Regions from separate parts of the Homo sapiens genome. Here region 1 is linked to region 2. A link is a contact called in ENCODE Hi-C or POLR2A ChIA-PET data. All regions are on one chromosome and are shown on one strand. The core of a region is the stretch at or near the end of the contact, and the rest is flanking DNA. Distances in the headings are between cores, read along the strand shown.

Region 1 (3,036 bases), core at 372-2,871, 110 kb before region 2:
GGTCTTGCTCTTTTGGCCTCCGAAAGTGCTGGGATTACAGGCGTGACACACCGCACCGGGCTCCATATATATCAGCAGCAACCATATATCACATGAGAGTATGAGAGGAATAAATGAGCTACTAGTCACTCTATTTATATTAACATAAATAAATATATATTAATATACACACACACACATAGGATCTCTGTCACCCAGGCTGGAGTGCAGTGGCACAATCATAGCTCACCGCAGCCTCAAACTCCTGAGCTCAAGTGATTCTCTTGCCTCTACCTCCTAAAGTGCTGGGATTTCAGGAAAGAGCCACCTTGCCCAGGCTTCCTATGCCACCTTAATGGCAACAGAAACCCTAGGCTCAGAGAGGTTAAGTCACTTGTATAATTTCACACAGCTGGTAAGTGGTCAGGTCTAGAGTCCACCACAGACCATGTGCTTCCAGTTGTTTTGCTGTATACGTCCACTAAATAATAATCATAGCAAAAATAGTAATGGTATAATAACAGTGGCAGAGGCATCAGGAACAGCAGCAACCATCATTTCCAAGTGCCAGGCCCAGTACGTAAGACTATCCCCATTCATTTATTTTTACTTATTTTTGAGACAGGGTCTCGCTCTGTCACCCAGGCTGGAGTGCAGTGGTGCAATCTCGGCTTACTGCAGCCTCAACTTCCCAGGGTCAAGCGATCCTCCCACCTCAGCCTCCCTAGTAGCTGGGACTACAGGTGCGAACCACCACGCTTAGCTAATTTTTTTTTTTTTTTTTGAGACAGAGTCTCACTCTGTTGCCCAGGCTGGTGTGCAGTGGCACAATCTTGGCTCACTGCAACCTCCGCCTCCTGGGTTCAAGCGATTCTCCTGCCTCAGCCTCCTGAGTAGCTGGGACTACAGGCTCGTGCCACCACGCCTGGCTAATTTTTTGTATTTTTAGTGGAGACGGGGTTTCACCATGTTAGCCAGGATGGTCTCGATCTCCTGACGTCATGATCCACCCGCCTCGGCCTCCCAAAGTGCTGGGATTACAGGCGTGAGCCACCGCGCTCGGCCTAATTTTTATATTTTTTGTAGAGATGGAGTCTCACTCTGTCTCCCAGGCTGGTCTCGAACTCCTGAGTTCAAGCAGTTCTCCCGCCTCAGCCTCTGAGTGTTGGGATTACAGGTGTGACCACCGCGCCGAGCCCCACTCCCTTTTTAAACCAATGCACAGGGAGCATCTACTATGTGCGAGGCACCCTCCATTTTACAGATGGGGAAACTGAGTTCCAAGCAGCTTTTGCCAGGAGTGGGAGCGCACCGTCCCTGCCCAGTCTCTCCAGTTGGGCGTTCCGAGACCACCTATGTAGGGTATTCGGCTAGCGCTCAATTAAACCGAAACACCGTCGCAGCGACCACAGGTGCAGACCACCAAGTCCACACCGCCAGCCGCCCGGGCGTCCCCAATTAGCAGTTGGGGCGGGACCAAGTCCTCGAGCTGCCGCCGCAGCGGCGGTTGAAAGCCCCACCCCCTGCGCGTGCGCGGTGCGCGTCCCGTCTTCCTGCTGGGCACCAGGCGCCCGCGAAGAGCGCGCGCGCTTCCGCCGGCGTCGGGCTCGCGCACGCGCACGGCGACGGCGGCGGTGGCGGCAGTTCCTGCTCTAGGCTGCGAGCGGCTGGCGGCTTCGAGGGGAGCTGAGGCGCGGAGGGGCTCGGCGGCAGCGGCGGCGGCTCGGCACTGTTACCTCTCGGTCCGGCTGGCGCCGGGGCGCGCGGTTTGGTCCTTTCCGGGCGCGCGGGGGCGACAGCGGCAGCGACCCGAGGCCTGCGGCCTAGGCCTCAGCGCGGCGGCGGGCTCGAGTGCAGCGCGGAACCGGCCCGAGGGCCCTACCCGGAGGCACCATGAGCGTGGAGGCGTACGGGCCCAGCTCGCAGACTCTCACTTTCCTGGACACGGAGGAGGCCGAGCTGCTTGGCGCCGACACACAGGGCTCCGAGTTCGAGTTCACCGACTTTACTCTTCCTAGCCAGACGCAGACGCCCCCCGGCGGCCCCGGCGGCCCGGGCGGTGGCGGCGCGGGAGGCCCGGGCGGCGCGGGCGCGGGCGCTGCGGCGGGACAGCTCGACGCGCAGGTGAGCGGCACATGGCGGTGCCGGAAGCCCGGGCCCGGCCTCGGCGCCTGAGACCTGCCCCGAACTCGCCTCGGGCCCGGCCTGTGTTTGGCCGGAGTCCCCCATCGCGGCCGGGCCTGGGGCGATCTGCCCCGGGTCCCCTACTCTGGCTCGGCCTGAGCTTACCTGCCCCAGGTCCTGCAATCTGCCCGGGCCTGGCCTGATCTGCCCCGGGTCCCCCGCTCCGGCCGCGACCTGGCTGAGTTCCTTCGGCCCCCAACTCCTGGGCCGGGCAGACTTGCCTCGAGTCCTCCACTTCGTTCGGGACCGAGCTAACCTGACCCTGTTCCTTTACGCCAGCTGGGTTTGCTCCCCCTCCTGGGCCCGGGCTGACCTGCCTTGTGTCCCACAATCAGTCTGGCCTGGAGTAACCTGCCCCCTGACTTATCTGAGTTCTTCCATTCCATCCGGGCTAGGGTGACCTGCCCTGGTCCCTCTTTCGCAGGTCTCGGTATTCTGCCTCGAGTTCTCCTACGACCTGGGCCGGGTCTTGCTCAGGCCGGAGCTTGAGTGACTTCCCTCAGTCCCTTTCCGGGAGTATCCAGGGTGACCTGCCCTAATCCTGTCTCTGGCCTGGTCCGGGGGTCCTGCCCGGTCTCCCCATTGGTGGGTCTGGCCGCCTGTCCCACCTCCCATCTGTGGTCGCAGCCATCTGGGCACCCCACCTTTCACAGTCACGGAGCGTAGGTTCGACTTTCCCCATGCATAGGGGCGCTGGCCAGCGGAAGGTTGAGGCAGAGAAGAATTTTTGCCTCCCATGGAGGAGCACATATTGGCTGGCTATTAAGATCATTCAGGAAGCAGGTTGTATTTTGTTTTTTCTTGCATCGCCTGTTGCTGAAACCGACCTGTTACATAACTTCACAACTCTTGCCTTGGAAAAGTTGGGTTTGA
Region 2 (2,855 bases), core at 244-2,743:
CCAGAGCGGGGCTCTCCACCAAAAAATGGGGCGTTGAGAGGTGTGTAGTACCAGGAGACCAGTTCCCCACTACACCCTGCAGAGGGACCCCACCCCCAGCAGCTCCCACCCTAGGGCAGAAGCACACCTTGAAGTCCAGAGTCCAAATCCCCAGGGAGCCCCCAGCCAAGTTAAAAAGACAAGATGTAGACAAACAGCCAATCCCAATGCCCACCATGAGGGCAGAGCAGAATCCACACTGGGAGACCAGGGCTCCCCAACCTCCCCATTGGGCCATTCAGCAACCCCGAATCTGCAGGGGACCAAGGAGGAGTTTGGAGGAGGGGGAAGACAGGTGGGGGAGGGGAGGCCCTGGCCCAGCGGCCTCTGTGGTCAAAGGGGGGATGCCCCCCCTATCCTGTCCTGGGCAGCTGCTGTCCTGGTCACAGGGTCTGAAACCGGAGCCCCTGAGTGGGGGTGGGGCGGCAGCTCTGGCCTGGACTGGGGGCGGGTCCTGCGCCGGGTGGGAGTTGGGGAACACAGGGGTCCCCGGAACCCAGGCCCTTCCGGTCCGGCAGCTCCTGCTGCGACTTGCAGCGTTTGGGGAAAGTTACTCACCAACTAGTCATGCGCCTCGGATGCCGCCGGCCACGGGGCTCCCGGAGGGGGGTCCGACACCGCCCGGTGCCCGGGATCCCCAATCTGGCCGGTGGATGAGGCCCCATCCCATGCACCCGAGTGCGGGGGACGGGGGGGTTAATATTAATTCAGGATCCCATCCCCACCCGAGGCAGGACACCCAGTGCACGCCCCAACTCCGGGACGCGGGCTCTGACCCTGGAACTTCCGAGATTCCCGCGACGCCCCCTGTCTCTGGGTCCAGAACTTCGGGGGACACCTCTTCTGCCTCCTCCAACCCCAGGTCGGTAACTCCGGGGACTCCCTTCGTGACTCCTCCTCTAACTGGGTCCGGGACCCCGGTCCTCCGCGTTGTCCTAGACTCCTAAACTTCGAGGACCCCCTGCCACCCCTCCAGTCCCTGGGTCCGGGACGTCCGGACCCCTCCCACCCCAGTACCCCACCCCAGGTCCGCAGCTTTGGGGACCTCTTCGCAGCCTCCTCCAACGCCGGGTCCAGAACTTTGGGAACCTCCCACGCAGTCCCCTCTCAGACCCTGAATCCAGAACTTCGGGACCCCCGCGCTCCCTCCAGCCCTGGAACTTGGGGACCCCTCGCGCCGCTCCCAGTCCCGGGTCCGAAACTTCTGGGGAACCCCCACGCCCTCCCCTTGGCCCTGGGACTTCGAGGCCCCCGCGCTCCCAGCGCAGGCTCGGCAGGCCGGGCTCACCCTGCCAGGTCGGCGCCCCGCGAGTGTCCAGGCGCGAGTCGGGTGCGGCCCCCGCGGCGCTGACTCCGCGCTGCCGGGCGCCCCGCTCGCTCCCTGGCTCCCGGGCCCGCGCCCTCCGCGCCGCCCTCCACGCCGCCCGTGCCTTTGTCTGCGCCGCCGCCGCCCGCGCCGCCTCCGGTCCCATCGCGGCCGGTCCCGACGCGGCCGCCGCCCGCCCCGCCTCCCCGGGCCGCCAAGGCCGCCCCGCTGCGCCCCCTGCCGGCTTTTTGCACTGGGAGAGGGTATGGGGGAGGGGATAAGGGGGAGGGGCGGGGGCCGGGACTGGGGAAGGGACGGAGGATTGAGGGAGGGGGTTAGGGGCGGTGGAGGGGGAGTGGGGGGGGGGGTTGCGTGGGGTCGGGTTGGGAGCAGAGGGTGGGGACAGAGAGACAGACGGAGAGGGACATCTGGGATGAGAAAGAGACCCAGAAACAGAGACACGGGGGAGACAGGCGGAGAGATAGGAAGCAGATGGAGAGAGTTGCACGGACAGCGATGTGACCTCACCCTCCTGTCACCTTCTCAGGAGACAGCTGCCTCTGTCCCCACTACCTGAGGTCATAACTTTGGGCCTGTGAGGGAGGTCAGGTCCCTCCCGGGCTGACATGGGTGGCCCAGTGAGGTTGGGGAGGGGGCAGTGGGTCTCAGGGTCTGCATACAGTAAGTGCTCAATGGGTGTTGCCAGGAAACGGAAGAGATCAACTTCGGGAGGGAACGGGAAGCAAGACAAAGAGAGAGAAGCCTCTGTTCCCCTGCCCGTCCCATCCCTAAGCAGGGACGTCTGTCCACCTCTGTCCCTCCCAAGACGATGGTAAAAATGCCCACAATGGTTGGATTAAGGTTATCTTTGCTGTTGTTTGAGGGTTCCAAAATCCAAAGGCTGAGGAAATGTCTCCAACGCATGGTTGCATCCCCTCAGCCTCCACTGGCCTGCGTTTGTCACCTCTGGTCACAGGGAGCACCCCCTTCCCACACTTGCCAGGAGAGCATCCTTCCGGAGTTGAACTAGGATCCACCTCCCCAGCCCCAAGCCCATGTGTCCCACTTGTCAATCCTGGTGCCGCCCCCTCTCTGGCACCGTCTCCAAAATCACACGGTGCGGCGCCGTTGGTTCGTTTGTGGACAGAGGTCCTGCAGCTCCCTGGAACCAAGGCCTGTGGCGCCCTAAAGCTCTGATCTTACATTTGAGTTTTTCTTTTCTTTTCTTTTCTTTTTTTTGAGACAAAGTCTCACTCTGTTGCCCAGGCTGGAGTGCAGTGGCACAATCTCGGCTTACTGCAGCCTCTGCCTCCCAGATTCAAGCAATTCTCCTGCCTCAGCCTCCCGAGTAGTTGGGACTACAGGTGCATGCCACCACACCTGGCTGATTTTTGTATTTTTAGTAGAGATGGGGTTTCACCATGTTGGCCAGTCTGGTCTCGAACTCCTGACCTCAAGTGATCTGCCCCCCTCGGCTTCCCAAAGTCCTGGGATTACAGACGTGAGCCAC

What was found. Hi-C counts contacts between places; a loop is a spot of excess contacts on that map. ChIA-PET counts read pairs that join two places held with the same protein, here RNA polymerase II (POLR2A). Pooled maps may share reads with other maps.
Region 1: a loop to region 2 is called in a pooled map, with 2.4 times the contacts of the local background. The contact joins the promoter of UPF1 here to the promoter of HOMER3 in region 2. A Hi-C loop is called at or near these places in 3 of 50 pooled maps. POLR2A ChIA-PET finds 5 or more read pairs at or near these places in 5 of 52 experiments (CD8-positive, alpha-beta T cell, RWPE1, WTC11 and 2 more).

What each region holds. Positions count from the first base shown.
Region 1 is chr19:18,830,338-18,833,373 of GRCh38, forward strand. UPF1 (UPF1 RNA helicase and ATPase) reads left to right here and starts at 1,622. Exons shown (of 24, transcript NM_002911.4): 1 at 1,622-2,103. The coding sequence starts at 1,873. RefSeq lists silencers at 1,426-1,685, 1,806-1,905, 2,056-2,145, 2,156-2,235.
Region 2 is chr19:18,939,724-18,942,578 of GRCh38, forward strand. HOMER3 (homer scaffold protein 3) reads right to left here and starts at 1,494. Exons shown (of 10, transcript NM_004838.4): 1 at 1,328-1,494. HOMER3-AS1 (HOMER3 antisense RNA 1) reads left to right here and starts at 531. Exons shown (of 3, transcript NR_134913.1): 1 at 531-901. RefSeq lists a silencer at 1,458-1,657.